3 separate regions of the Mus musculus genome follow, and regions 1 and 3 are each linked to region 2. Evidence: chromatin loops called from intact Hi-C (ENCODE). Cell type or tissue: left cerebral cortex. All regions are shown on one strand. Links, peaks and the distances in the headings refer to the core of each region. The heading gives the core; the rest is flanking DNA.

What was found. Peaks named below come from ENCODE experiments on the same cell type or tissue, not always from the same donor. Only the 100,000 strongest peaks of a DNase experiment are listed, where the experiment ranks them.
Region 1: a loop joins it to region 2, with 2.5 times the contacts of the local background. A loop is called at or near these places in 2 of 42 quality-filtered maps.
Region 3: a loop joins it to region 2, with 2.4 times the contacts of the local background. A loop is called at or near these places in 2 of 42 quality-filtered maps.

Annotation. Positions count from the first base shown.
Region 1 is chr1:126,466,040-126,473,717 of GRCm38, forward strand. The region is part of intron 3 of Nckap5 (NCK-associated protein 5); the gene reads right to left. Among named protein-coding and RNA genes, the nearest start is that of Nckap5, 360 kb to the right of the region's middle. In left cerebral cortex, for the core only: no CTCF peak of the experiment used is centred there; DNase peaks (open chromatin) are centred at 4,079 and 4,309.
Region 2 is chr1:126,722,468-126,730,145 of GRCm38, forward strand. All of the region lies in intron 1 of Nckap5 (NCK-associated protein 5), which reads right to left. Among named protein-coding and RNA genes, the nearest start is that of Nckap5, 100 kb to the right of the region's middle. In left cerebral cortex, for the core only: a CTCF peak has its summit at 4,156 (motif pointing left); DNase peaks (open chromatin) are centred at 1,611 and 4,146.
Region 3 is chr1:126,446,162-126,453,839 of GRCm38, forward strand. Nckap5 (NCK-associated protein 5) reads right to left here. Exons shown (of 17, transcript NM_001081756.1): 4 at 2,293-2,356. Among named protein-coding and RNA genes, the nearest start is that of Nckap5, 380 kb to the right of the region's middle. In left cerebral cortex, for the core only: no CTCF peak of the experiment used is centred there; a DNase peak (open chromatin) is centred at 3,483.

The DNA of each region.
Region 1 (7,678 bases), core at 1,134-6,133, 260 kb before region 2:
CATCAAAAAACTCCAAGGCAGGGCTAAGAAGACTGGAGATCAGATCCCCAGAATCCACATAAATGCAAGGTAGACAAGATAGCCAAACTATCATTTCCAGCCTTGGAAGGCAAAGAGGAGAAATTCCATGAATGAACTCAACTAACATCCCAGCCTCACCAAAAAGCCTCTAGGTTTGGTTGAACATATCTACCCCAATTAATAAGGTAAAAGAGTGGACCCCTCCCCCAACACACACACACACACACACACACACACACACACACACATACACACACACATACACACACATACACACACACACACACACACATACACACACACGAGAGAGAGAGAGAGAGAGAGAGAGAGAGAGAGAGAGTGAGAGAGAAACATGTATGATTAAAGTAAGCAAACAATAACAAAAAACCCAAACAAACAAACAAAAAGAGGTCAAAAGATAAGATGGAACAGCCTTTCTGAAGCTCAATGCCTAGAAGGTAAGACCACATATAAACAGCCATGGTACACAACAATTGAGAGGTTAACTGCCAGGGAATAAAATGTTCCAAACAACCTAAAAATGATGCTTTGACAACAACTGTAAAATGAGACTAGATTCCCACATTCGCAGTCTTTCTGGCCTTCCTTTATCAATCCATCTCTAGTAAATAGAAGCCCTCAAATAATAATGATACAATTACAAAATATCATGGGAAGAAGAGAGACTCCCTCTACAGACTGGCTTATGCCAGTTGTTTTGCTTATCTTTGTCCTTGAGTTACTAACTGACCAAAATCAAGTTGGACTGGGAGATAGCTAGTTAGTAGAGTACTTGTCTTGCAAGCATGAGGACTTGACTTCAATCCCCAGAACCGGTATAAAGGTGTATGAGCTTGTAATCCCCATACTGAGCAGGAGATAGCAGCTTCTCAGGGCTCACTGGCCAGCCAGTCTGGCCTACTTCATGAGTTTCAGGTCAATGTCCAAGCAGAATAACATGGGCTTTACCTTTGACCTCTACTTATGTATGCATATATGAGCATGCATACCTCCATGTTAGGTTGTTATCTACTGCTGTCATAAAAACCAGGAACTTGGTGAGAAAGGATGAGTTTTGTTTATATAGCCCATGTCACTATCCATTGACAAAAACCAAGGCAGGAACCTGGAGACAGAAACTGAGGCAGAAGCCATGTAGAAACATGATTTATTGGCTTATTCAGCCTACTTTCTTATATAACTCAGGAACATGTGTTCAGTGGTAACACTGCCCTTAGTGGGCTGGCCCTTCCCATGTCAAACATTAATCAAGAAAATACCTCCACAGACTTGTCCACTTGCTAACCTGATGGAGGTATTTTCTCAGTAGAGGTTCCTAATTCCAGAAATCTCTAGTTTGTGTCAAGCTGAAAAATGAACCAGAACACCTTGCCTTATGCCTACCTACACACATGTAAACACACATAAACATTCACCCATATGGTGAATAACAACACAGGTACACACAGAGATACACAAACACACACAAGAACCAATGAGATGAAGGTTTGGAAAGAGTGCCTACTGCCTAAGCATGTATTGAATACAATGTCTTACTTTTGTGTTTCTGAGGACAGGAAACTATGAGAAGTGAGGAGGAGGTCACATGAGGAACAGCACTCCAGAACCCAGATTGAGGCATTAGTGAACACTTGGGAATACAGCTCCTTAGAGACTGATCAGTCAGAATATCCCTTATGTAAGAGGGCATTCAGACATAAACTTACTATGACCCTGAAGGTCTCTTGTGTTCCCCAGCAAAAGATAAAATTACATGTGGGTGAGGCTGATGAATCAACTAGAAAATGGAGGCACAGAATATATGAGAACTCTGGACACAAGGCCTCCGAGAAGAGAAATGGACCCTTAAATCACAGAAAAGAAAGCAAAGGAAATCAATTGTTTAAAAATAAAGGACTTGGTTTCAGTGTGGTGGTGCACACTTTTAATTTCAGAACTTGGGATGCTCAGGAAGAAAAATGAGTTTGATGCTAGCTTGGGGTATATAGTAAGTTCAAGGCTAAGTGGGCTACATAGTGAAATCTAATCAAGTTTGAGCTGCTACTAATGAGACTCTGTTTGTGTGTGTGTGTGTGTGTGTGTGTGTGTGTGTATAAATATATACATGCATACATACACAAATGAACACACACATACACATACACTTAGATGCAAGTAAGTTACACTCAAAAAAGTTTCAGAAAACATTAGTTTATTCCCAAGGCTGATTCACAAAAGTTTTTGGTGTGCATACATAATTCACATAGATGAGACATAGAATATATATGAGTGCATAATGTAAAACAGATATCTTATATATTATATATAATACACATAATAATACTGAACTAAAATGTTACACAAATGCATGTAACTATAATTGGTAAAGATTTACCCAAATTCTTTCTTTTGGAGAGAGATAAACCATTTCCCAGCCTCCTGTGCAGTTAAGAGTTCTGGCCAATGAACTCAAAGTACAGAGAATGTATCAAAATATAACCCTGCCCTATAACTATATTCATATTAGAATATCACACAACCCTATAAATATTTACATATCAAAATATCACACTGACTCATAAACGCATCATTGGAAATAAAAATTATTTTAAGAGCACTAAGACAAATTACATCACTCATACAGCCTTTCCTATCTGAACAATCAATCAGTCTAATATACCTATGAAAGCCCATTCAACGTATCATGTTTTGTCATATTCAAAATAACCTCTCTTAAAAGTCCTGAAAAGAATTTTCAATCAGCAGTTGCCTCCAAGTTAACATCCATATATGGATCACACTATCAAGGTACAAGGTAAATCACAATAAAATAAATAGTTTCAATGAGTGCCTCAGATTGCAAAGACTGATGGACTCCAGCTGACCCAGCAAGGCAAGAGGATGTCCAAGAGCACACAACATGAGAGCACACAAAATGCAGGTCCCAGGTTTAGAAATATATTCTCCAAAACACCATACCACTCAATTCTAGAATCCTGAATTCCTAAGACTCTTTCTGCTAATTCATTTCTCCCCACGTCCTCTCTCCTCTTTGAGAATCACATTACAGGGAAGGGAAGGTCTGAGAGGGCCAGCTGGATTCTGACTTTTCTGATATCCCTAAGTTTTCAAACCAACCAGTCACTTTACAACCCAGTAACTAATTTCCCTCAACCCCTGCTACTTTTCATTCAGACTCTATTCATGTACTAAATTCCAAAGCATGTTAAACGGAATTGAACATATCTTATTCATCTTTATTCAAAGGCAAACCCAGGCTTCCATCACATTTTTTTAAAATGATCAAAATCAGGCACAATGGATTGTTGGCACAAGTCTCATTTTTGCAAATAAAAATTCATACTCACCTGGGAGACATTTCCATCTGCTTCTGTTGGTCTGGTTTCCACATCTGAACTTTAATTATTACATGTAGGCATATCACCCATATCTTCTACCAAAAGATAATCCTGCCTTACTTCATCAAAAGGTGATACCAAAATAATAAAGTAAGATATTTTTCCCAAATCACAGCTTATAATCCAGGCAGCAGTATATAAACTAGGTAAGAAGATAAATATAAGAACTTAAAATAAAACAAATTTTAGAAAAATATTACAAATTTTATTCTCACTGCACTGAGGATGAAGTCTCATAGTTACATACTCTCTAGTTACAGATATAGTCATGCACATGAGCCATCTATTCTGTGAAATCCCCAAATCCAATCCTTATGAATGGGGACATATTGGAATTAGTATGAAAAATAATGGTGAAAGTAAAAACAGTAGTATAAAAATATTAAGCACATACATGTTGGCCAGACATATGGAGATCAAAGAACATATGTTTGTGGTATAGCATAGTAGGCCAGTATATATTAGCATGGAATCTGGCAGAGACAAACCTGGCTTGCATCAAAGTCCTGATGAAATAGCCAAAACCTCAGTATAGTATCCAGACACTTCCTCTTGGCCACACCCCACCTCTGATTCCCCCACCCCCTACCAAAGTAGCTAGATAACTGATTCATTCCATTTTCATCCAGATGGTGGGCGTCCTGAACAGACTTTGGATGCTGACGGAGTCTTGGGCATGCTTATTCAACGAGCCTTGAAAGGCATTATTCACTAATTTCATGTGGAAATGAAATTTCAACTTCCCATTGTGTACAAATAACTTGCCCACTTAGGCCACATACAAAAAAAAAAGTGCTTTTTTTTTTTTCCTTTGCCAGGCAGGAGGAGACGGCTGGAATGTAAAAGCCTTCCAGTGTGTGTCTCTGGCTCAGACCCAAGATGGCATATGGCAGTGCCACCAACCTCCTCCATAGGAAATCTTGGGTAACACTTTAAGCAAGTCCTGATAATGTGATTTACAAAGCACTCATTGGACGGATGGTGTCTGCCTCTATTTTCCTTCAAAGCAGGATACTCACTACAGACACAGACAGACAATATGCAGATATGCACACAGACACACAGACACACAGACACACACACACACACACACACACACACATCTTTTAATGTTGACTCTCTTATAGAAAAGAAAATTTGGACTAAGAATCTCCAGTTTGTGAATTTTCCAAAATATCTTACCTTACTATTCTCTTGGTCAAGAATTGAATCTTCAACAAATTTTTCCCTTTCTGCTTCTTGTGTGGAACCAGCAGGCACAGTTAACTGGCTTCTGGAGAGACTTTTGGGTCTTTCAATTTAACCCCTAGGCTCTGTCTGGAGCATTCCAGTGTTGGACTGTGAACTATGCCTGCTTCCTGCAGCTTCTTTACAGGAACTGTTTGCTGCTCAATATCAGAGGGATTGTTTCCCTCCCTTGTTTGGATTTTATGTCCCAGTTCACAGGGCTTCTGAACAGCAATCAATAAGCACCCATATGGAGACAACCCTCTCTCGCCCCCACCATTCCCATAAGGAACACGTAGTGTCTTAAAGACACCATCAAAATTCAGTAAAGACTTTCATCTCTGGAATCTGACTTTGGACCTTTCCCAAGAAGCCTTGTTTGGATAGTGTTTGCACAATGTAATTTGTATTTATAAACATGGCCCTTTATCTAGTCTTCAGCAGCTCATATAAGAAGCCCTGTTCCTGGGTCTGACATTTTTTACAGAGGAAGTTCCCAGAGCTGTAAGATAGGGCTGATGATGGAGTCTTCTCTCCTGATTTGGGGTTAGAAGGCTTTTTCTCCTCTTGTCCTGTCACTGATGCTGTATATATCTGTCTGCAAAAATTGGGGCTCTTTCAGCCCCATGGCTGTAAGAGGATGGATACATCTTCCTCAGCCTCCCCTCACAAACAGATTTCGCAATAAGCTGAGTGATGCAGGGGGATTTTAGGTATGGAAATTATAAAACAACAACAATAAAAAACACAGTTAAGACAAAAAAAAAACAGTCCAATTTCTATTTTTAGTTCTTTGACCCATTTTTGAAAAGAAGCAAATGCTGTCAGTATCAAATTTCATTAAAGAGCATGTTTTATTTTTCTAAACAGTTAAATTAACAGTCCATTTAGAAAGGTCAACTTCTGACTTACTCTTGAAATTACATTCTGCTAGAACTAAAGGGCTCTGGCCTTTCACTTAACAGATGCGATCATCTTTTTACAAGCAAGACACTTACTCCAGGGCTGGGGAAAGGACTCTGAGGATTCTCCCATGGGGCCTGACGACCTAGGTTTGCCCATCAGTGCCCACATATTGGAAAGAGAACAACTTTCACAGTTTTATGCTGACCTTGTCCCATGAACACCCAAACACACACACACACACACACACACAGAGAGAGAGAGAGAGAGAGAGAGAGAGAGAGAGAGAGAGAGAGAGAGAGAAACAGACAGAGAGACAGACAGAGATACAGACAGATAGACACAGAGACAGACACAGAAAGACAGAGATGAATAGGAAGTACTTTTGAAAAAAAAATGACAATCAAAAGCCTTTACAGATCCCAATTGGACACTATACATTAAGAACAAATCGAGAGTTTACTTTTCTTCCATGATATCTTGTAGGTGATCACTGGGAAGGTTTTTTTAGCAGCTTATGTGACAAAGTGCTCCATACAAAAGATCAGAATATTGTGAATGTCGGTATTGGTTGATTACAAAACTAAAGTACTGTGGTAAGCTAGGGTGTGTAGCTCACCACCCCTCAAAAAATGAAATACTGTTTCTATTTTAGATTTTAAAGTATTCGGTGTTCTTAGATGTCCACATTACATTTAAATAAAAAGGTATGTGAGTCCTTTGAAGATGTAAAAAAAAAAATTACAAACCTGAGTTTTAATCTTCAGGGGCAGGAACTGCTCACTGGCACTGTACATGAACTGAGCTGTTCAAGAGTCATGTTCTGGGGTTTGTTTGTATGCTTTGTTGTTTTGTTTTGAGTAAAAAGAACATTCTAGATGAATGATGGCTTCATGATGTGAGGCCCAGGAAAGGAACCCACTCACTGCAGCTGCAAATTGCAGGATTGCCCAGTGTTTTGACTATGGAGCAGCCAGAGCCCTGAGAAATGCTTGCCCCACTAGCTACCTAACGGCAGTTCAGGTAGTGGAGAAAAAAAATCCCCACCACTGACTTTGCTTTTGATTCCACCCAGTAGCTATGGAAACTATCTTTCAGAAGTCAATTGGTCCCCATTCCCTGCAAAACACACAAAATGAAACTATTTCTTACCCTGCTCATAGAGGCCAGGGTTGAAAGCTTCATTTTTCAACCCTGTCCACTTATCTACGTCCTCTCCAGCCTGAGCTTGGGTATTTTATGAGCTGAACCTATGCTGTTTGATGGATGCTTGGATTTAAATAAGGACAAACTTAAAGCCATTTCTAAATTAGGCTGCAAAGAGTGGCGATATCTAGATGACATAAACATTTGTGAGCTCCAATTCTCATGTTCCAAGAAATACAAAATCTGCCTCCTAAGATCTCTCTCTCTCTCTCTCTCTCTCACTTGCTCTCACTCTCTCTCTCTCTCTCTCTCTCTCTCTCTCTCACACACACACACACACACACACACACACATACACACACCACAGACAGGCACTTGCACTTGAACCCCCTTCAATGTCCTGTCACTGACCCACGCATTTATTTATTTTTTTCTTACTGTCAACATACTCTGCAGCCAAGGAGCTATGATCCACAGTCCGGAGCTGCTTTTAAGATTTGTCTTTTGTGGGCTGCAGATATGGTTCAGTTGGTGGAATGCTCGCCCTGTGTGCATGAAGTCTTAAGTTCCAACCCTAGCACGGCATAAGCCTGGCACGGTCATTCACACCCCAAATCCCACTGCAAAGCAGGTAGAGGAAGGAAGATCTGACATTTAATTTACTCTTGGCTCCACAGTTTAGGCAATCATGAGATATAGGAGACCCTCTCTCAGAAAGTCAAAAATTAATTATTGATTGATCTATTGATTTGAGACTCTCTCAACAGGAAAATGGTTGATAAACTGGAAAAGGAAAATACAGACTGAATCAAGCATGGGCTGGACCTAGGCCCCCTGCACATATGTAGCAGATGTGCAGCTTGGTCTTCATGTAGGTCTCCCAACAACTGGAGCAGGGGCTGTCCCTGACTCTGTTATCTGCCTATGGATCCTGTTCCCCTAACTGGGTTGCCTTGTCTGGC
Region 2 (7,678 bases), core at 1,535-6,534:
TGCCTTTGCATGCTGGTTGTGCCTTTGGGGATTTCTCTTCCTTTGACCTGGAATTGAAGTGTGTGTGTGTGTGTGTGTGTGTGTGTGTGTGTGTGTGTGTGTGTTTAACAGGATTTGTATTGTAAAGATACTCTTGGGCCTTTGGGATTGTGGAGAGATGGAAAACACAGGGATATTGCCCTTTCCTTTAGATCCCTGGCCCACCAGGAAACACTGGCTAACCACCTTCTGCTCTAGTAAATAGAGGCAGATACAGTAGTACAGCAGGAAGCTTGGCAGCTAGCTAGCCTGGGAAATGCAGTGGTAAACCACAGGAGAGCTTGTAGCAAACAAGGAGAGAACTAAGAACTAGCACCTGATGTTATACTCTGACCTCGACATTCACACCATGGCACGAGTATAACCACATATATACACATTCATACATCGTGCACATGTGCACACAGGCAGAGGAGAGGTGGATGAGATGGAAAGTGTATAGGCAAATGGTAGAGAGATTGTTGAAGATTGTTGAATGGTAGAAAGAGAGGTATGAAGAAGGATCTATGGGAGGAAGAGGGCAATTAAGAAAATTGATACAAGAACACCTGAAAGGGGAATCCAATGAAGACTCCATCAGAAGCACCTAAGCACATATAAAACCATTTTACCTGACAACCTGGCTATACTTAAGCATTTATTTTTATTTATATGTATGTGGGGGGGGGGGATATGCACATATACATGGAGGTGCAAATGTAGGCAAGAAGAAGACATCACAGCCCCCGGAGCTGGAGTCCCTGGTGTCAATGAGCTGCAGGATTTGGCTGCTAGGAAGCATGCTGGTGTTCTCTGCAAGAGCAGCAAGCTCTTAACTACTGAGCCATCTCTCAGCCCCAGGCTGCACTGCACCTTAAATACAGTCTATAATCACTGGAAAACCCAAGGCTTGATGGTTTGGGGATGTTTTGTTTAGTTTTTCCATACAGCTGTAGAAATTATAAAGTCAGGAGCACTGGTCGAGCAAAGGTCATGTTCTGAACCAAGACCACACTCCCAGTATGGTAAGAAACCTACAGAAGCATTCAATGGCTCAGGGGCATGGGTAGGCAGTGGTTTTGTTTTTGTTTTTGCTTTTGCTTTTTTAATGGCTGTTCTGAGCTATGAACACTTGTTTGTGCCAAAACATTGAATAAACAGAGCTCTTGACATTTGACAGGAGGATTAAGTAAGCCCCCTGGGGCTGGAGAGATGGTTTAGTTGGTAAAGAACTTGCTTTGAAAGCATGAGAACCTGAGTTCTAGCCCCAGAATCTACACTGAAAAGAACTGCCCGATTTTTATTTTTAATAAAGTTATTTTTTTATTCACTGCAAAATATTTAAAAATAACAAAACAGAACTGGGCACAGTTGCTCCTGCCTTAATTCCTGTACTCCAGAGGTAGAAGCAAGTGGATCCCTGTGAGTTGAAAGCCAGCCTGTCTCTTAGCATTCTAGTCCAGCCAAAACTACACAGTAAGACCTTGTCTCAAGAAGGGAGTATGGTGGGGTAGTCGAAGTGTGATGGCTATGTTTGTTTATGGGTATGTGATGTTTATAACCCCAGTGCTGCAGAGCTGAATATGAACATATTCCTGTGGGTTGTTAACAAACCCACACAACCTCACTGGTGAGTTCCAGGCAAGGGAGAGACCATATCTTAAGCAACAAGGGAGATGGAACACACACACATACATAGACACACACACACACATGGCAATATCATCTCTCTGGTACTCTACCTACAAGGGCCTGGAAAGTCCTCAGTGACAAAAATCACCCTGCATCCAAATCTGAGATTGTTCATCCTATCTACTTGCCTTACTCACTCCTCCCTTAAAACTATACTACAAGGACGTGAAGATGTCTGTATACCCGGATCAAAGTCCCACTGGGTAATTCAAACAAATGAATCTCTCGGTTTCCTGGTTTCTCTTGTCTCCACAATGGGATTGACAACAGTGTTTATTTCAGGGGGTCTGCTATGAGGATCAGATAAGGAGACTATGTACACACAAAGGGGCTAGGCCACCTTGTAAACATTTCAGAGATATTTGATAAAAATCATTTTGTGGTGCTGCATTTAAAGAATAAAGAAACCAAACTCAGTGAGGTGAATTAGCTGACTGAAAGGGAGATGTCAGAATCTAGAATGGAATCCATGGATATCAAAGGGCAAGTGTCTTTGGGGTAGAACCTATATATAGCCACATAACTTCCATCATTTTAATGGTGTTAACAGACTCCAAATTTCTGGTCTTTTTCTTTTTCTTTTTCTTTCTTTTTTTTCTTTCTTTCTTTCTTTTTTTTTTTTTTTTTTTTTTTTTTTTTTTAGTATTACATGACATCTTGGGAAGGCAGTATTTGAGAATTTACAGGCCTCCAGGAAATCTCTAGCCTAACAAGGAAACATGAAAGTACATGAGTCAGCTAAAGGCATCTCCCTGGGTCTGCTCCTCCTTCCACCGTGGAAGGAGAAGGGAGAAAGACAGAGGATAGAGGGAAAAATGGAGACAGGGAGATGGAGTCTGGGAAGGAAGGAAGGAAGGAAGGAAGGAAGGAAGGAAGGAAGGAAGGCAGGGAGGGAGGGAGGGAGGGAGGGAGGGAGGGAGGGAGGGAGGGAGGGAGGGAGGGAGGGAGGGGAGGGAGGGAGGGAGGGGAGGGGAGGGAGGGAGGGAGGGAGGGAGGGGAGGGAGGGAGGGAGGGAGGGAGGGAGGGAGGGAGGGAGGGAGGAAGGAAGGAGAAGTGTTTTTAGAAAGGACTGCTGAGATAGATCAGTGAATAATGCTAACCTGTACATATGGACTGTGGCATAAGGTCTCTCTCTCTCTCACACACACACACACACACACACAAACACACACAAATTTAAGAAAATAAAAATAAAGCCAAGCCTATATACTTATTCATTGATTCCAAGACTTCTAGAGCTCCTGTTTGATAAACATCATGACTACTGGAAATAAAGAGACCTGTGCCCCCTTGTTGAAAGTTACATCAAAGAACAATGCTGTGGCTTTGTGCCCCAGTCCATAGACAGACATTTTGAACACCAGCGGTTTTAAACATCAAGGTCTAAGACACTAAAGTGAATGTTTTTCTTAAATGTTAGAGAAGAAAATCCAGAGAGTGTGCGTATATTCAGACTCACCAAGCATTCGAGGGCTATCTTCTGCGGACCAACTATTGTTCTAGGTGCTAAGTTTACTATTAAACTACAAGACACACAGAGACACTGATTCCAAGAAAGGTCTTGCCTCCCGGGGAGGGGGGGGGCACCTTCCTAATCAATAACCCACCATATGTTTAATTACATTAGTGATAAGTGCAGTGGCAAGGACCACACTGAGCTGATAAGGGGTATGGCAGGTAGGACGAGCCTTCCTAAGGAAGGCAGTTGGGCAGAGTTGTTCCAAGAGGAGAGACAGGGAGAAGAGAGACTCGTAAGTAAGGACAGATTCAGGTAAGGGGAGCAGGAAACAGGCCAGCAAGGAGGAAGAGAATGGCTTTAGGGTACACACTGAGTGACTCTGGAAGTCAGTTTTTTCTCCCTGGCTACTAAACTCACCGAGAAGATTACCTGCCTTTGCTCTTATTAAACCTTCTCCAGTCGGTGTCAGAAAGAGGCCATGCCACAGAGGAGAGCAGGGCTTGCCACAGAGAGGACGACTCAGGACTGCTGCACACAATTCTGTTGAGTATGGGCCTCACCCCACTGCTAGAAACAAGATTAATCCATGTCTAGAATAGGAGAACTCTCATCTTTCCTTCTCCACACTCGGCAGCCAATACTAAGATCCAACAAGCAGACTCAGAGCCCCTCACCCCAACTCCAGCAGACACATCCTATAGATTTAGTGATGAGGCTTCCAAAGCCCCAGTTTGATTGATGGGTTTTTAATGATCCATCTGATTCTCTAACTCCTTACTAAGAAAGCAATGAAGATGGAAACTTAGATGTCTTCTCGCTCCACATACAAAGAAATACAATGTACTTTAAAAATCACTTGGGTAATCTTAAAGCTATTCATCAGACAGTCTAAAAAACAATGGCTTCTTTACCAGGTAGCTGTCATGATTGGCAATTGGTGTGCAGGGGGGGAAACCTTCTACTCAGCTTAACAAGGCCCTCTACTGGCGGTCCCTAAAAACTGTCTAAATGTGAAATCCTTCCCTTGCTTTCTGTAAGCTACTTTGAATATTCCCTATTATAAAGCTCCTCACATTCCTGAGCTGGAAGCATAATTGACAGGAAAAGGAGGAAAGTGAAAAATCACTGCCTCTTTTGCAGCCCATCCATTTATCTGTTCACAAAAGCACATTGCTCCAAGCCTGCCATTTGCCTGTCTCTAATGAGGCTATTCCAGACGTCAGAGGAACACAGAAAGAAGGGTGTTTCCTACAGTCAGAAGGTGCTGAGGGTTCATGGTACCACAGAAACAGATATGAATGAATGCTGTTTGCCAACTACAATAAACGAGAGCATTTCTGTTTACCCGAATGGGAGTAATTGAATATAATTAAGACACATGGGAAGCAGGCATTTCAAATTACTCCTGATTTGGCGCAATTAATAATTAACTTCTCCCCTTAGACAATTGAGAGAGAAAAAAGGCATTCTCTGGTGACTTGAGACTCTATTTTCTGAGAAGAATGCTTTTAAAGGACGTTCATTTCTGACTTATTTGTCAAAGGGATCCATGAGCAGCTGCACTTAGCCAGAGGTGGGAAACTGTGAGTTGTTTTACATGAGGCAACTTATCACAGTTTTAAATTTTTGGGTTTTTTTTTTGTTTTTGTTTGTTTGTTTTTCTTTTGTTTTTTGTTTGTTTGTTTGTTTGTTTGTTTGTTTGTTTTCGAGACAGGGTTTCTCTGTTTAGCCCTGGCTGTCTTGGAACTCACTCTGTAGACCAGGCTGGCCTCGAACTCAGAAATCTGCCTACCTCTGCCTCCCGAGTGCTGGGATTAAAGGAGTGCACCACCACGCCTGGCTCAAAATTATGGGTTTTTATATTTGCATATAATCATCTTTTTATTTTTAAAATTAAATACACTAGGCTTTAGAAAGGATCATTCTCTCTCTCCCTCCCTCCCCCCTCTCTCTCTGTGTAGTAGAGTCCTGTCTCTCTGTCTCCCGCCACTGTCCCCCCCCCCATTGCCCCCATTTCTCCTTGTACCCTCCCCCAAACTCTTAGCTGCTTTCAAGTTCCATGTGTCCTTTTCTCCCCCCTCCCCCAGCTCTTCTTCATTGCAATAATTTCACCCTACCTTGATCTCTTTTCTGTCTGTTTGTTTTAGACTGTAGCTACATTTATGCCAATTTTAATATACACATATGTACATTACAGGCTAGGATTCACACGTAAGTGAGAATATGCAGCTTTCTCCTTTCTGAATTAGGGTCACCTCCCTTAATATTATTATACTTTCCAAGTCCATTCATTTCCCTGAAACTTTCATGATTTCATTTTTCTTTACAGCTGGATAAAATTCCGTTGGGTATATATATGTACTATGCTCTTATTATCCATTCATTTGTTGAGGGACATCTAGACTGGCTCCAATTCCCTGTTACTGTGAACAGAGCAGCAGTGAGCATGTGCGAGTAATAACTTAGGGGAAAGTGTTAATAGAAAGGAAATGTGATCATAATAAATGATCTGACTCAGCAGTGAAAAAAAAAAATACAGGGACCCTTCTGTTTCCACATTCTATAGCTGCAGATTGAAACACCAGGAGTCTGAAAGTACTTCAGCAAGGCTGACACGATGTCTCAGTGGATAAAGGTGCTTGCCACACAGGTCTGGTGACTTGAATTAGGTTCCATGAACCCATGTAAAGGCAGAAGGGGAAGTGACTGAGTCAAGTTGCCTCCAACCTGCATAGGCACAACAGTGTGTGTGCTTGTGCAGGACTCCCCATTGGAAAGAGCATTTACTGACCTAGCACCCACGTTAGGTGGCTCGCGACAACCTGTAACTCCAGCTTCAGAATATCCTACGGGAAGGCCTTTTCTGGTCTTTGGGGACACCCGTACTCATGTCTGTCTGTCTGTCTATCCATTTCTGTGTCTGTTTCTGTTTCTCTGTCTCTGTGTGCATCCTTCTCTCACATATACATATGTACAGACACACACACAATATTTAAAGTATTAATGAAAAAGAAAATATTTGATGAAAAACAAGAGGTTCACCAATCATTTCCAGACCCTTTTTGTGGTCATTATTCCCTAACAAATAAAACATGGAAATTACACGGTGTTCTCATTGTGTTCTCATAAGTAATCTAGCGATGATCTGAAGCCTAAAGAAGGATGTGCCTAGGCTACGTACAGATTCCACGTCATTGTATATCTCGGAGGGTCACCGATTTGAGGTTCCTGAAGGGGACTTGGAACCCTGAAACCAGTTCCTCATGGACACTAAGGAAGATCTATACTTGTAAACATGATAAAATAGGCACCAGATATATTTTTAAGCAAAACTGTAATGCAATCACACCAGTGATCAGGGAGGTGGGGAAAGCTATATGGTTATCTATCATAATTAGAAATAATTTGCCATATAACTTTGACAAAGAAACATTACCTGGCAGTATCACCACAAAACTGGACCTGCCAAAATTCTATCATGGAATAAGGAGAGTCTCCGAAAGCCTCCAATCCCTGAGCATCTATAGGTAGCTAATGGTCACTGGTGGCGGGAGAGACCTTTTCTTCAGTGGTATAACCTTGGTCATCCTTGCTCCTGTAAGCAACCCTAATGAAACTCACTACCACCTCCCCTAAAGGTAGGAAGGAAAGGAGGAAGGAAGGAAGGAAGGAAGGAAGGAAGGAAGGAAGGAAGGAAGGAAGGAAAGAGTGAGAAAGGAGAATTAGAAGAGTGCATGGTGAGAAGAGAAGGGGTATCAGCAGGAATGGAAGAGGAAAACCATTGTCACATATAATGTATATATGCTAATAAAACAAAAATTTTAAATGGGGATAGAAGCAGCTTAAATGGCAGAAAATAATTTTGTGCCAAAGGAAAGGCCTGAGGAATGGGATACAGAGGGGTAGTCAGGGGAACACAAGATATGAGAAGCCAAAGCCACGCACAATCACTCCTTATCAGCACTGGGGCAATGTCGCTTACTTCTGAAATTCACAGCATGAAAGCATGCAGCTACATAAACGTTTCAGCATTGTTCTGCTTTCTAAGTTGGCCATTTTGCCTTCATACATACACCTATGTGTGCATGTTCACAGGTGCATGGGTACACTCTGTGTGTGTGTGTGTGTGTGTGTGCGCGTGCGCGCGCGCGCGTACACGCGCGCAGAGAAATCCACTTGATATTGGAGCTCATCCTCCATTGTTCTTCCACCTGACTCAATGAGGCAGGGTCTTCCAGACAAACCCAGAGCTTGCCCATATGACTAGCCTCCCTAACCAGCTTCCTCCAGGATCCTATCTCCACTGTCTGGGGCTGGAATTGGAGGGTGGCCGACATGCCAATCTGGCATTTATGTGGGTTCTTGTGACCCAAACTCTGGTCCTATTGCTTCCATGGCAAGTGCTGTATCCACTGAGCCATCTTCCCAGGCCACTAAGTTGAATTTTAAAGTGTGTAAAATACAGTAACCACAGACAATGGAATGATTTGGGGTATCGTTTGAACAGGT
Region 3 (7,678 bases), core at 943-5,942, 280 kb before region 2:
CCTTCCCCATCAGCTCTCTTCTTTCCTCCATCATGATCTCCTTTCCAGTTTCATAGCACACATATAAATAAACACATTTATATATGAGATTTTTACCTTACACCAAAACATGTCTAATGGAAATTGAGTTAGTCTACAGGATAATAAGAATGGTGTCTTTCTACTGTTCAGGTGGATCCTCTTTGTGTATTAACAAAAACTGAGGTACACTGAAGACTCAAAGGCAGGATACAGTGAGCCAGCAAAATAGGACATAGGTTATATAATCTGTCAGAAGGAAGACAAACTGGGGAAAATAACTAAAGAGAACTGTAAACCAATTAAGTGTGTTTCCCTGAAGAACTAGGCAAAAAAAAAAAAAATACCCAAGATACTGGAAGTTAGTCTCCCAAAACATTCCTTAATGGAACAAAAAAATCTCAGATCAAGCTGTTCCCTTGGATACAGTAAACAATAGTTACTGGGATATAAATCCAGACTGGCCTTTCCCCCAAGTTGGGGTTCACATTCCATGTATGTGTATGGGTCAATCTGCACACATAGGTTCAAGCCTGCTATTAACAAGGAACTTTTCTCCATGAAATGTAGAGTCCTACATTGGATTGTAGATCACAGATGGGTCATGGTGATAGCTTAGTAAAGTCTGGGATTTAATTTACAGTAAGTCAATAAAATTGATCTCTCTGTTAGGGTGATTTTACCATATCCATACAAGTTGTTGATATTAGGGGGAGGTGGATGAAGGGCTTAGATGTACAGTTTGTGTAGATCTAATGATACTCCAAAATGTAGAGTTTATTACAAGTGAAACTCTCTTGGACTAAGAGGAAGCTCGTGTGGTTAATGCTTGCTATGTAGCCATGGGGACCTACCTGGGAGTTCTATTCCAGAATCCATCTAAAAACTCAGACATGGTGGGATGTGTTTATAAACCCAGTGGTTGGGAGGTTGGGACAGGCAGATCCCTTGAGCTTGCTGATTGGCCAACCCAGTCTATTTGGTGAGCTCCAGGCCAGTGAACGACCAACCCTATCTCACAACACAAGGTAAAAGCTATTTAAGGAATGACAGCCAGGCTTGTTCTCTGCCCTCCAGGGCTGTCTACACAGTAGTGAGCTGTCCCGCTACAGAAGACATAGCTTACCACTCACACTTCTATGGTTTTCCAACTTGCTTTCCTAACCTTGCCCAAAGATACTTGGAGGTGGCTGCCTCAAATTGTTTCAACATTTGCCGAGTCTCTCTTGTGTTTTGATTCCTAGCACAACAGCGTGATATGCCTTTCCAAAACTATGTCAGTATGTTTCTGGTCCCCTGGGAACTTCAGTTACATTCAGCATCTAGCCTGTAGCCCTAGTCTCTTACATTCTCCATCAAGAGAAGCAGGGGACCAGTGACTCTAATGAACTTCTTCCTCTTCTTCATGGATGAACTGTCACTTAGCTCTCATGGGATCAAATGGAAGCAGCTTTGGGGGGGGCTACAAATACCCCACTACCTTTTCATAGAGAATAGAATCTTCTACTGAAAATCCACACCCCTGCCACTGTCTTGCCAGAAGAGGGGCAAAGCAAGATTGCTGTGCTAGTTTCTTCTCAGAAATCACAACAGCAGTTAATTCACAAGCACAGGGTCCCTGGGAGCCCAGACAGTCACCTCGGCTGTCACAGTGGCACCCCAGCAGATACTCAAGCAAAGAAAATGGTCTATAAAATGAAGTTTAGATGGACCAAAAAATTACATATTGATTTTTTGGGGGATATCATTCAGAACTACAAGGAAACATCAGTTTTCCTAAGAAGCCAAGCTGGAAAGGACAGGGTGAAATACCTTGTAGATCCTGGGCAGGGAGAGAATAAAGGGCAACTACATTAGGAAACACACAGAGGTTCTTTCTGTAATGCATTTGGCTTACCTTTGAATAACAGAGAAGTTTGAGTTATATTCAGTTGTCCTTATGTAAAAATGTAAATTTGTATGTTTACAGACTTGGCCTGATCATCCAATTCAGATTCTCAAACTATAGCCCTCCACCCTTTGAACATTTGAGTATTCTTTCAAATCTGGACTCGGGGTCTGCCCATCTGTCTGTGTCTCACTGTCTGTGTCTCTCTGACCTTTCGTAGCAAAGCTATCTAAACTGAAATAACTACATCATTTACAAAGATATGATCATGGAGTTGGCTACAAGCAAATATTTGGCTTCCACATGCTTTGCTGGTACTGAATGGTTTTGGAGCCAGAGCTCTCAGGACAGGAGAATGACAGGAAGGGAGAAGAGCCAAAACTCACCATGGCCCCTTGGCTTGTCCTTTGGGCAACTTCTCTCTGCAGCCTGGCCACAGCCAGCTTCTCCCTGTAGAGGCAAAAGCATGTGATCAGGTGACTGTCCTCAAGGCTCAGGTACCCCCAAATGGCTGGGAAGTATGAGAGCTCCATCCTCTCCTTCCCTCTTTCCCTCCACCATACTTAGTATTAAATATTTAAAGTAATTGGTCACTGGGGCATCGTCTCTGCCCAGCATCACAGCACTGGATCTTTTGTTTGGGAATTCATAATAGAGGAATACATATTGAATGCTAGGTTAAGCAGTGTTCCACTAACCTCATCTGCATATATCCTTTGTCACTTATGTTGCTGAGGCTATTTCATTAGTACTTCAGAATTGGCTTTGCTTATAGATTTTTAATTGTTTGCTCTTTCCCTCTATAGGCAAGCTGAATTTTAAAAGCAAACAAAACATAACTCCACACCATTCTTGAAATGTCCTGTTCTCCTATGAGCTTGAGAGCTGCTCATTCTATTTAGAATACATGTGTGTGTATGTGTGTGTGTAATATTATATACATATATTGTATATTACATATTATTTATCATATATAGAGTGGAGGAAACTGAGGGTGAACATAGCTAAGTGAACCACTGAGCTCTGAAATGGGACACGATAGGATCAAATGTTGGCTTTCCTTACATCAAAGTCTAAACTAAAGACTCTGACCATTGTTTTCAAAGGTCTAAGAAATTTTTAAAAATAAAGATTTTAAATCCAGATCTGGTGTCAGTGAGATGAGCCAGGAGGTAAAGGTGCTTGCTTGGGAGACCTGGGGGCCTGAGATTGATTTGTTACCTGTGGGACCCGCATTGGGAAAGAGAGAAATGACCCCTGAAACCCAGTCTCTGGATTCCACTTAAATATACACACACAATAATTAAATACATGTTAAATCAGGTTTAGTGTCTGCACTTCATAATGGGATTCATTTCACATTCTTCACAACTAATTATACTTCCAATATATAGAATAGTCACTAAAATGTTAAGAATGCTTATGATAATACATGCATTTTGAGCAGCTTTTCAGTTTTTAAAAAAGTGAACAGCTGACAGAGAGGTAATTAGTAGCAGCTACCCAGCTCCCAGTCTTAGTGAAGACTGCCCTCAAATCCCTCTCCGCCTAGTGAGATGAAGTGTTTGAATGGCACTTCATCCCTCCTCCACTACAGCTGTGATCACTCACAGGCGTTCTGGGGGTGGGGGGGGGAGGGAGGATGCTCCATCCCCAGGTTGGTGAGATAAAGAATTTCCTGCCTCCAATGGCTGTGAGACACATGACCACAAAACCAAAGAAACAAAACCAACTTTCTAGGCTAAGTAGGCCAATGAAGTGCTTGCCTTGCAAGCATGAGGATCTGAATTGGATTCTACAACACATGGAGAAAGCCAGGGGTGGTGCCATGGGACCCAGAAGCCATCCACTGTCACTTCAGTATGCCCCTCCCTCCAGCTTGCTGCAACATTAACTGGCTTATGTTTTGTATTTCTTACCCAGAAAACCCCGTTTTGTTCTGACCTTCCCTGACCCCTGACTATAATAATTTTATTTCCCTCTTCTACAATGATCTCCGAAAGGCAATAGGGATGGGGGGGGGGGCAGGGGAAGACAGAGAGACAACACGTATGTGTAAGAGAGTGTGTATGTGACAAAGACAGAGTGTATGTGAGAAAGAGAGAGAAAGGGATGGGAGGGAGGGATGTTGAGGGAGGGAGGGAGAGAGAGAGAGAGGTCCCACTGTGTCTCAGTACCCCAATGACACTCACTCTCTGTGCTGTGACCAGTTTGAATTTCTGCAGACCAGCACTTCCTTCACCAAGAGACTTCTCTGATGAAGTCTGACTGCTGTACTAACTTTAGAAAGGAGTCAAAAGTGGAGACACGAGCTGGTGGGAGAGTAGACCTGGGATGGACAAGTCAGGGGAGGAATTGGAGAGTGAATATGATAAACTACCTTGAATACACATATGAAATGCTTGAAGAATTAATTAAAATGTTACTTAAAAAAAAGAAGAAGCTCTGACAATCAGGTTCAACAAATCCAATCCAGAATAATGTCCCCACAGAAGAAACTGATGGTGTAGGTCTGGAGAGATGGCTCAGTGGATAAAGCACAAGCATGAGGACCTGAGTTCAAATCTCTGAATGTCTGAAATGTCAGTTCCGTAGGAGCCAGAGGCAGAAAGATCCCTGGGCCTTGCTGGCTGCCATCCTAGATCCAAGTTCAGTGACAGACCTTGTCTCAAGAGATTATGGCAGACAGTAATAGAACAGGACGACGGGGACATTCTTTTCTCTTCTTAAGTAAATACATAAAAGAAGGAGGGCTGCGTCAAAATAACCTATGTGTTTGCAGGTACTTAGAAGCACTCATACGTTATAGCAACCATTGCGGAAATCAAAGCTTGGGACTCAATTTGTAGGCAAATATCTACTCTAGGAGATGTTACTCCAGAGAGGAAAAAGGGGAAGTTACTCCAGCTAGGCAAAGTTAGAATGCAGATTCGGCCTTGAATAGTGCTGTTATAATTAATTAATACAGTAATTTAGAACATAATGAAAAAATTAGAATGAGAAGCACCAAAAAGATGACTGCCACAGGAATACTAAATCCTGTTCTCTCCATGAAATAATGTCAAGATGACAGCACAAAAAGTGATCTAGCTGCAGAGGTGGTGGCAGCATCCGTACTGTGTCTTCCCTTTTCCTATACAGTGACGGTTGTGGGATCAAGTCACAGACTCAATCAGGGTTCCAGAAACAAACAGCCCAGTAGCTTTCATCAATAATCTAGTTGGCCCTAGACATCCTGGCACACCATGCCTTCCAAACTGTAGGTGCAAAACGGCTGTGAAGCCAGTTGGGACCAGCTTCTTTTTCATGCTAATTGAAAGTTCTTACAAACAGTTTTGTGTAAAAAGAAAAAAAAACAAAATATTAAATAAATAAACAAAGAATGCTTGCCTTTCAAGCTCCCCACAGCAAATGTACATTCACGCTCCCGTCTGAAGGGTTTAGTTCTCCTGCTGACAAGAGACAACTGCAATTGCATGACACGTCCCTATTTTGTTCTGCTGCAAAGTCGGGAGCTCATTATGAAGCTGGTACTGAGTTTATGATTACAAAAGCAATGCCTGCGGATGTGTGATCAAAAGCCATGGATCCTTATCTCCAGAACAGGGACAAAGCACGATATCAAAAACACACAACAAATCAGACAGCGTGCCCACTTCCCTTCCGGTTCAGTGAAACGGAATTTGGAACTCAGGAAGAAATAGATCCTCTCTTCATAACACACTTTAAACCCCAATGGAGAATTAGTCTCAGGTTGCTAAAGTCCTTTGCTGTAACTCCAGGGGAGATGGTACATTGGGGAAGAGGCCTTGCTCTGCAAGCATGAGGACCCATGTTCCAATCTGTGACACCCATTAAAAGCCAGGCATGGCCACACGTGTGCCTGTCACCCCACGGCTGTGGGGAGCAGACATGGGAGGACTGGTGGGGCTTGAGGACCACCAACCTGACTCTAGGTTCACTGAAAGACCCTGTGTGACAAGAATAAGAAGGACAGTGATAGAGGAGGGTACCCAACATCTTCCTCTGGCCCCAACCCAAAACAGTAATAGAGGGAGATGAATCCTCCTTTAATGTGAGCCATGGGTCTTGAGAACACCACTGGCAGATCTGCAAGAAAGCCCAGGCAAGAATGCATGCCCCTGCCCCCAATGAAACCAAGGAAATTTGTAAAATTTGAAAATACCCGCAAGGCTCCTGTATTGAGAGAATACTTCTCAAAGAGAAGGTGCCCAGAAATAGGGGGCTGTGTTCAGTGTGTGAAGACTGGAGAACAGACTTGGGGTTCCACAGAGCCTTCTTGTGCACCAGAGTTGATTCCAGAATTACTAGTCATTAGCTTCTCTAAGAGGGACCCACAACTCCTACACCTACTGAGCAGGAAGAATGGATACTGAGACTCTGTCTCAAACTAAATCAATAAAAATTATAAAATTATTAAATTATAAAATTATAATTAAAAATTATATGATTATAGGATAAACATACATATAATTGTTAGATGTATGCAGAGATGTTGTAAGGCTTGTTTTCATTTGAATGTCTGTTTGCAGCTATGTAGATGCACATGTGGATCTTGACATAAGCCAGCAGGTGTCAAGTCTCCTAGAGCTGGAGTGACAGGCTGTCATGAGTCCCCGAAATATGAGTGCTAGGAGCTGGACTCAGGAGCTCTGCAAAAACAGCACAAGTTTCTAGCCATCAACCCTCTCTCCAGTACCAATAAAGAGCAATTTTTAAAACAAAAAATTAAAATGAGTGGCACAGTTTCATCCTTTAGCAAATACCGTTCATGCTTGGCAAACAAGGGCAGGAACCGTAGGCTCCCATCTCTGCTTCTGCAATGCTGTGATGTCACATGGGGGTAGCCTCTGGCAAGCCACTCCCATGACAGAATAAAAATGGCAAACACTACCACTGCATTGCTACATAAGAAGTTTAACCCCATATATCCTCAGAATGGTCAAAGAGCCCCAAGACCTTCTAAACACCACTAACATGAAGTAATGCCCACGCGTCATATGAAAGCACACAACGTGTGTGCAAACAGGACAAAACCCCGTCTCTCCCTAGCCAAAAGCTTAAATATGACTATTATTACCTTTCACTAAATTCATAGAATGGGGACATATAGATAGATATACACACATTTGTTAAAATCATTACTTATGCCTGTGTATATGCATCTATCTTTGTGTGCATGTAACCTTTATGTTTAAGCATGTGAGCCTATGAGAGTGTGTGCATGTATGTGTGTGTATTCAGTGTATGTGTGCGTATTCAATATTGTGTCTCTGTGTGTATTCAATGTGAATGTATGTATATTTAGTGTGTGTGTGTGTGTGTTCAATGTATTTGCATGTTCTTGAACATTTAGAAAACAGAGGACTACCTCAGATATCACATAACTTATTCTTCTATTTTTCTTTTTCATACATGATTTGCTCTATTGACGTTATTTCCACCCTTTACTTACCACCAACCAACTCCTCCTGTGCTACACAGACTACACAAGGCTCTGGGGAGGAAGAAACTCCCCCCAAACAATAGAGCCCATTCCTATAGCCATAGATTGCTTCCCAGGACTTGAAGGTAAGAATTCTACTGCTGAAGACACCATGTTCTTCAGAGCGAGAAATCTGAGGAATTGAGCTGGAACTGGCTTGGAAGCCTTCTTATTGAGGACTAGCTCCCATAGTACCCTAATGTGTTTTTTTGCAAGCTGACAAGAGGAAAAAGCAACCAGTAGTCTTGTGCAGCCCACAAAATATA